2 separate regions of the Homo sapiens genome follow, and region 2 is linked to region 1. Evidence: chromatin contacts called from ENCODE Hi-C or POLR2A ChIA-PET data. All regions are on one chromosome and are shown on one strand. The core of a region is the stretch at or near the end of the contact, and the rest is flanking DNA. Distances in the headings are between cores, read along the strand shown.

What was found. A loop is a pair of places that touch in the nucleus more often than their neighbours do. ChIA-PET counts read pairs that join two places held with the same protein, here RNA polymerase II (POLR2A). Pooled maps may share reads with other maps.
Region 2: a loop to region 1 is called in a pooled map, with 3 times the contacts of the local background. The contact joins the enhancer-like site here to the promoter of SLPI in region 1. A Hi-C loop is called at or near these places in 2 of 50 pooled maps. POLR2A ChIA-PET finds 5 or more read pairs at or near these places in 2 of 52 experiments (MCF 10A and PC-3).

The regions. Positions count from the first base shown.
Region 1 is chr20:45,252,267-45,256,349 of GRCh38, forward strand. It overlaps SLPI (secretory leukocyte peptidase inhibitor), which reads right to left and starts at 2,298. Exons shown (of 4, transcript NM_003064.4): 1 at 2,193-2,298; 2 at 1,309-1,467; 3 at 736-885; 4 at 1-153. The coding sequence starts at 2,277. The coding sequence ends at 149. The region is part of intron 2 of LOC105372630 (a long non-coding RNA gene); the gene reads left to right.
Region 2 is chr20:45,366,467-45,370,549 of GRCh38, forward strand. SYS1 (SYS1 golgi trafficking protein) reads left to right here. Exons shown (of 4, transcript NM_033542.4): 4 at 409-2,743. The coding sequence ends at 649. The region is part of intron 3 of SYS1-DBNDD2 (SYS1-DBNDD2 readthrough (NMD candidate)); the gene reads left to right. Among named protein-coding and RNA genes, the nearest start is that of SYS1-DBNDD2, 5.3 kb to the left of the region's middle. RefSeq lists enhancers at 1,752-1,801, 2,462-2,521 and a silencer at 2,302-2,391. Within about 2 kb of position 1,890, at least 9 of the 41 ENCODE cell types and tissues checked have a DNase peak (open chromatin) inside an H3K27ac peak, as active enhancers do.

The DNA of each region.
Region 1 (4,083 bases), core at 1,048-3,547:
TTCATTGATCAACTGGCACTTCTTGAAAGCCTGCTGTGTGCCAAGCCTTTCCCCAAAGGAGGATATCAGTGGTGGAGCCAAGTCTCAGGGTGGAAAGGACCTGGACCACACAGAGCAGGACTCCAGAGCCTCCTCCATATGGCAGGAATCAAGCTGTGAGAGAAAATCAGATAAGAGCTTCAGCATAGAAACCAGCCAAATCATATCCACATCCTTCCTCCTGCCCAAGGATCCTTCTGAGATAGAGAAAATAGCAAGATAGCGCTATAGTTGAGAGAGACTTAGTGTCAGGAGACAAGTCTCATTTTCACCGTAAAACTCTAAACTCAAAGCATTGAACTAGATAATCCTCAAACTCCACTGATCCTTTGTGATTTCACCTCAGAAAACATGATGGAAACAACCTGAATAATAAATTCTTAGTGCACATAGTGCTTTGCAGAGCACTTTCAATCTCATTATGTACATTTTACCGATAAAGAAACTGAGACTCAGAAAGACACTTGCCCAGGACCCCCACCCAGAGACACTAGAATAGAATCAAAGCCACAGGCGATCCTATGGAAATCCTGGCCCTGAGACCTGGAGAACAGTTCTCTTGAAGGACAAGGGAGTCAGACAGAGGCTGTGCTTGGAGTAGGGTTCAGGAGTCCCCCTGCCCATATGCCTGGGCCTCCAGAGGGTTGAGGCTGAGAGGGCTGGAGGGAGCTCAGTGTGCCCTCATCCCCTGCTTACCTTTCACAGGGGAAACGCAGGATTTCCCACACATGCCCATGCAACACTTCAAGTCACGCTTGCACTGGCCATCCATCTCACAGAAATTGGGGGGGTTAAGCATCAAACATTGGCCATAAGTCACTGGGCACTTCCCAGGCTTCCTCCTTGCTGGGTGAGAGTGAGGCTACCGGTCAGAGGCCTTGTACTTTATACAACCCCTCCCATCCCCACTTTTTAGAGTGAGCCCCTGCTCCAGCTTCAGCAGGGGGGATCATCCCCTCCCCACCTCTATCACCACCACCTTCTCCCTAAGGCGGCCCCCAAACATAGCACCTGGCTCTCCTAGAACTTCAGGCCCCCCATTGATGCAGGTGGCCAGCCACCCAGTGCTGACTAGGTGGGAGGCTTCCAACTACCTGGCTATCTAAATGCCCGCTGCTTCACCAGCTGCTGGCTACCTTCCTGCTTAGGGCAGTGTGACTCACTGACGGATTGACAAGGAGGCCTGGCAGGACCCATCACCCAGTTCCATCCCTCTAATGCTGTGTCCCCAGGCTCACTCCTCTCTACCCAGTTCCCCGACCTGCTTACTTGGGTTTGGGGTGTCAACAGGATCCAGGCATTTGATGCCACAAGTGTCAGGACAACATCTCTTCTTCCCTGGACACTGCCAGTCACTCTGGCACTCAGGTTTCTTGTATCTAAGGCACTGGGCAGATTTCTTAGGAGGACAGACTCCAGCTTTGAAGGCTTTTGAAGAGAAAGTCAAGAGGTCAGGAGGAGGCTGGGTACTGAGGACCCATCATGCCTCCTGAACAAAGCACCACTTTTGAGGGGGAGAGACCCTTACCTCAGTAGCTGTCCACAAAGCCCAAAGGGTCATGCCTGCCTGATCTCCAGGTGTATTGATGGGCTTGATTAAATTAGACAAATGGACAGGGGACGTTTCACACCCAAGAAAAGGGCAGCAGGCTTCTAGTCAAGACCTCCCACCCAAGAGCAAAACAAGGCTACACAAAGGCAGAGAGGAAGGCTGGGAGTGATGGAGATGGAGAGAGGTAAACAAAGATAAATAGAACCAGTGTGAGAGAAGTTGAGAGCTAAAGCCCAAGGCAGAAGCACAGAGACAAAATAGCAGAAGCAAAGACACAAGGAAGCAGAGTCAGAAACTAATGATTTGAGAGTCGCAGACAGGTGAAGAAGAAGGCGGAGTATGAGAGAGAGAGAGAGAGAGAGAGAGAGAGAGAGAGAGTGGGACCTGGGCTGACAGCATGGCTGCATAGAGGAAGCATTTCCAGAAGCTCAAACTGTCACACAAACCTTGGAGCTCAGCCAGACATGTATTCCACCCTCAGGGAGGTCTCCCGAAACTAAGCTGAGGGATCAGAGCCTACAGAAGGGGACACACCCACACCACAAGGAGACCCCACCTCTGACCCTGCAGCCCAGATTAGACCAGAGTGACTCCAACTTACACTTTCCAGAGCCTTCCACAGCCCAAGGTGCCAGAGTTCCCAGGGCAAGCAGCACCAGGAAGGGGAAGAGGCCGCTGGACTTCATGGTGAAGGCAGGAGTGACTCTGATGGCCAATGCCAAACCTCACTATTTATTCTTTCACCAGTGGGTGTGGCCCCACCAGAATTCTTTCGGCCTCTCCCAGCTACTATTGCATAAGCAGGAAACGTAGCCAGAGACCAGAAATCCTGACACCAAGGAGATTGTTTATCTTTCCTATGCCAGGTAAGGCTATGAGGCCAACACAGCAACTATCAGAAAAGAAAGGGAAGAGATTGGCCTGGGAAGTTGGTTGATTAAAGAGGCCATCTCAGTGTCCATCTGAGCCCTAAACATCACAAGATCCCAGGCCATTAGCCTTATAGGTGGAGAGAGGGAAGAAGTGGTCAATTGCAAAGGTGCTACCCGGACCTGGAACTAAAACCAGACACAGACTCCCTGCTGAGACTTTGTGCAATACATTCTATTCTCACATTGCTAATTCTGATTCTCACATTACTGGACTCTCAGGCATTGTGAAACTCTGCTGATTACTCAATGCAGTTTCTTTCTCAAAAGTTCAGCTCGTTCAACCAACTGATACTTAGTTCCCTGAAATATTTACACCGTTATATCCCCAGTGCCTGTTCTGTGCCTGACACAGGAAAAGCACTCACAAATGAAAGCTGAAGAAGAGCTCCGCTCTCCACAAATCTCTCTGGAGCTCAGTTGTCTCAGCTGTGAAATGAAATGATACTAACAAGTCAGCCCTTCTCAGAGGGTTATGAAATTAAGGGCATGAAGGGACTCTGAATGAAAAGAACAAATGAATAGTATCCCTTCCCACTAAAGAGAATTGAAATGAATCTGAGATAAAGGGGGAAAGCAGCTCATCAGTCACTGTAATCTACATTTAGCTGTGAGATAATTTGAGATCTTAGAGGATTGCTTCCTAAAATTCCCCAAAATCCCTTACAGATCTCACATGACAGCAAAAAATTAAACCCATTCTATTTGCTACCCAGTCTGCATAGGTTGCTTCTAATTATAAAGAGAGCGACCATTATCTCTAAAATTCAGCCCATAGCTGAGTGTAGGGTCGCACACTTGCTGTCTCAGCTGCCCAGGAGGCTGAGGTGTATGGATTCCTTGAGAGTAGGAGTTTGAGACCAGCCCTGGCCACATATTGAGACCCCATCTCTACAAAAAAATGTAAAAAATTAGCCAGGCATGATGACGTACGTATGCCTGTAGTCCCAGCTACTTGGGAGGCTGAGCCAGGAGGATCGCTTTAGCCCAGGAGTTTGAGGCTGCAGTGAGCCATGATTGTGCCACTGCATTCCAGCTTGGGGGACAGAGCGATACCCTGTCTTAAAAAAATAAAATAAAATAAAATTCAACCAAAGCTCATCTAGCTACAAACTCCAAGCTCTTGACTCATTATCTTCATGCTTGGAATTCTCCCATTCATTCCTAAGGTGAAGGTTTGTGGAACTTTCCACAGACATGAAAGACCCACTCATTATCAAGTAGCGATGGCCCCACATGAAGTATTTAAGTATTCCACAACCAAACAGGCAACTGGCAGCAGATCCCTTTATACAAAAGTCACTCCATGGTTTGAATTTTGGTGGATCAGAAGACTTGGACATAATCAATCATCAGTCAAATTTTGGTGGAAAAAGAAAAGGAAGAAAATTAATATGCACAAGGTAACTACTATGAGCCAGGTGCATTCACTCTTAGTTGGAGTACTTAGTAGGGTAGGTAAGAGAGAAATGGAGGCTATGATTTCCACCAATGGGTAATGACACTCTCAGGTCAAGATTTTTGTTCTCACTTCCACCACCCAGGGGATAATTTGATTTCTCT
Region 2 (4,083 bases), core at 640-3,139, 110 kb after region 1:
TTGAAAATCAGGCTATTTTATATAAAAATCCAGATTTCTGGCTTCTCTTGAATAATGGAATGACTGACTGATTCCAGGCCAACCTTCTAGCATGATAAGATTTGCCTAGATGCAAGTAGCTACTGCCCCCCTTTAGCTAGAACATGTATGCTTCAGGGTGTCATGATCCCCACCAATTCCTAGGATCCCCTAGTGACAATTGCCATCGATCATCAAGCTCATACTCAGTCAGCTTCACTCTTGACATTACCCGCCAGGTTCTTCTAGGCGTCTGGTATCATAACCCTTGCTTCACACTTATCTCGTCACTTCTGACCACTATGCTGCCGTCCTAATTGTCCCTACCCTCCCAAATAACCTAAGGCCAGGACAACCCAGTGACAACTCACTGCTGTCCTCTCCCCACAGTGCCCTGGGCTTGCTGTACTTCATCCGGCGAGGAAAGCAGTGTCTGGATTTCACTGTCACTGTCCATTTCTTTCACCTCCTGGGCTGCTGGTTCTACAGCTCCCGTTTCCCCTCGGCGCTGACCTGGTGGCTGGTCCAAGCCGTGTGCATTGCACTCATGGCTGTCATCGGGGAGTACCTGTGCATGCGGACGGAGCTCAAGGAGATACCCCTCAACTCAGCCCCTAAATCCAATGTCTAGAATCAGGCCCTTTGGACATCCTGCTGACACTTGGGCCCCTTAACACCTTGGGCTGCTCAGACCCTCCAGATGAGGTCCAGCCCAGATCTGAGAGGAACCCTGGAAATGTGAAGTCTCTGTTGGTTTGGGAGAGATAGTGAGGGCCTGTCAAAGAAGGCAGGTAGCAGTCAGCATGACAGCTGCAAGAATGACCTCTGTCTGTTGAAGCCTTGGTATCTGAGAGGTCAGGAAGGGGACCTCTTTGAGGGTAATAACAGAATTGGAACCATGCCACTCTTGAGCCACAATACCTGTCACCAGCCTGTTGTTTTAAGAGAGAAAAAAAATCAAGGATATCTGATTGGAGCAAACCACTTCTTTAGTCATCTGTCTTACCCCCCTGGGACAGCTGTTACCTTTGCAGTGTTGCCGAATCACAGCAGTTACCTTTGCAGTGTTGCCGAATCACAGCAGTTCTGTTGGAGAAACGCTTGGTTTCCGGATCCAGAGCCACAGAAAGAAATGTAGGTGTGAAGTATTAGGCTGCTGTCAGGGAGAGGATGGCAGATGGAGGCATCAAGCACAAGGAAAATGCACAACCTGTGCCCTGTTATACACACGTTCATGTGCACCCAAGAACCTATGACTTTCTTCCAGTTCCTTCTACCAGGTCCCCATCCTGCTGCCAGCTCTCAACATAGCAGGCCATAGGACCCAGAGAAGAATCCCAGCGTTGCTCAAAGTCTAACCATCATAAAGACACTGCCTGTCTTCTAGGAATGACCAGGCACCCAGCTCCCACTGGACTCCAATTTTTTTTCCTGCCTTATTTAGAATTCTTTGGCGGGAAGGGTATGATGGGTTCCCAGAGACAAGAAGCCCAACCTTCTGGCCTGGGCTGTGCTGATAGTGCTGAGGGAGATAGGAATTTGCTGCTAAGATTTTTCTTTGGGGTGGAGTTTCCTCTGTGAGGGGCTTGCAGCTATCCTTCCTGTGTATACAAATACAGTATTTTCCATGGTTCTGCCTGCACTTACTTTGTAATGCCACGGTTGAGATTGAGAGAGATCAGCGCAGCCAGGCAAGGGAACTTTAAAGAATTATTAGGCCACCTTCTCCCTTTCCTGGACCCCAGAGTCATTCCTCCATTTGGTTAAAATACTCAGTGCAGGGAACTCTTACATCCTGTCTCCTTCACTTGCAGCGTCCCCTGCTATGCCTCAGGTGAACCACATAATTCTTGGGTTTCCGTTCCTACTTGCTAGTGATTTCTGAACATGTTCAATGGAGCGGCACACAGTCTAGACCCACTTCCGCATTGAAACCTTCACTGTTCCTCTTTGGTTTCTTCAGAGCTTTCCCAAGAGAGCTGTCAGTTTTCAGCTGTCAGTAACACAAATGAGTTTATGGTAACACAAATGAGTTTTGCTATCTCTCTGAGAAGCTCATCTGACCTCCTGACTCTCAGCCCTACAGAGTAGGGAGTTGATGCTGACAGGATGAAGATTTAGGAATAAATATGCCTGGGAAGAGACTGGGAAGGTTCTAGGGTGAGGCACCTCAGTAACTCATGGTACCTTGGCCAAGTTGGAAGGAAGCAGTTTGTTAATGAGGCACAGTAATCCTGGCTGCAGGGTCTAGGAGGTAAGACCAGCTGGGATGACCTTCCCTGGGTTAATCAATTTCCCTCTAGACAACACAAACTGCAGGCATGTGACTAACTTTGAAAGAACACCCATCATGTGGCTGCTGTCACCCTTGACCAGCCGTGGTGGTGGTTACTCCATCTGTGGTTGGAGCGCCTCTTTGGGATTCACTTCAAGGTCTTGTGCCTATTTTTCTGCATATCTTCTGTGATGACAAATCTCTGTCCCCTGAGTGTTAATTTGATTTTTAGAAATGGCCAAAAGTCACGTGATCCAAACTTTTTTTCAGTAATATGGAGACTGAGCTGCATGGTAGTTGGGGATCAAAAATATGTGACCTTAATGAGATTTTTATGATTTCTAAAGTAACAATAAAAGCAGTTTTTAGAGTTGAGTTCCAGAGAGGGCAGGGCAATGGCAGTGACATGTTTGTCATTTTAATAATAAATAACATCTATTGAGTGCTTAAGAGGTGTCCAGCAGTGTGGGCTGAGTGCTTTATGTCTCTTTTCAAAATCTTCACAAGAACCCTCTGAAGTAAGAAGTAACGTCATCTGTATCTTACAGATGAGGGAGCTGTAAGGAACTTACCCAAGGTGACTTTTTAGGAGCTGGCAGAGCCAGGATTTGGGCTCTAATAGTGATATTAATAAGCTCATTTTGAAGAGGTCAGTAGTTAGGGATGTATAAGTTCTGACTGGCTAAACAGTCTGGTTAAATAGTTTATCACCTTATAATCATATCTTCTTGTCCTGTCAATTTTTTTAAATACCGAGGATGAATAGTACTTTATAAACATTACTAGCTTTCTAAGAAAAGCTGATATGCAGTACATTAAATATAGCCAGAGATTTCCTTTTTTTTTTTTTTTTTTTTTTTTGAGGCAGGGTCTTACTCTGTCACCCAGGCTGGAGTGCACTGGTGTGATCTTGGCTCATCATAGCCTCAACCTCCCAGGCTCAATGATCCTCCTGCCGCAGCCCCCCAAGTAGCTGGGACTATAGGCACATGCCACCACGCCCAGCTAATTTTTGTATTTTTATTTTTATTTTTATTTTTTTAGAGACAGGGCTTTGCCACTTTGCCCAGGCTGGTCTCGAACTCCTGGGCTCAAGAGATCCACCTGCCTCGGCCTCCCAAAGTGCTGGGATTTTACAGGTGTGAGCCACCAAGCCCAACTGGCCTTTTTTTTTTTTGAAACAGAGTTTCACTCCGACTTCATTACCCAGGCTGGAATGCAGTGGCCCAATCTCAGCTTACTGCAACCTCTGCTTCCTGGGTTCAAGCAATGCTCATACTTCAGCCTCCCAAGTAGCTGGAATTACAGGTTGGCACCATCATGCTTGGCTAATTTTTGTATTTTTCATAGAGACGGGGTTTCATCATGTTGGCCAGGCTGGTCTCGAACTCTTGGCCTCTCAAGTGATCCACCCGCCTCAGCCTCCCAAAGTGCTGGGATTACAGGCATGAGCCACTGTGCCCAGCATTGGCCAGAGATTTTCAGATGATCTTAGGAATGTGGGAAATCTATTTCCAAAGGATAAAGGAAGGTACCTAGATAAGAGAGTACTAGCCCACTACTGAGTTGGCATATCTCTTAACTCTCCAGGTGTCTGAAGTTGACCTCCCTTTTTCCCACCCACCACCTGAACTCTGGCCATTCAGAGAGAAAAGTGGAGACTCCTACATAGCTGATGGTCAGAATAGTTTATAACCCTTAAAGGAGGACAGGAAAGGAAAAAGGGATGTCTGGCTCAGAGGGTACTTCTAACCCCTCGCTCTAGGCAGCCCTGTCCATATCAGTGCCAA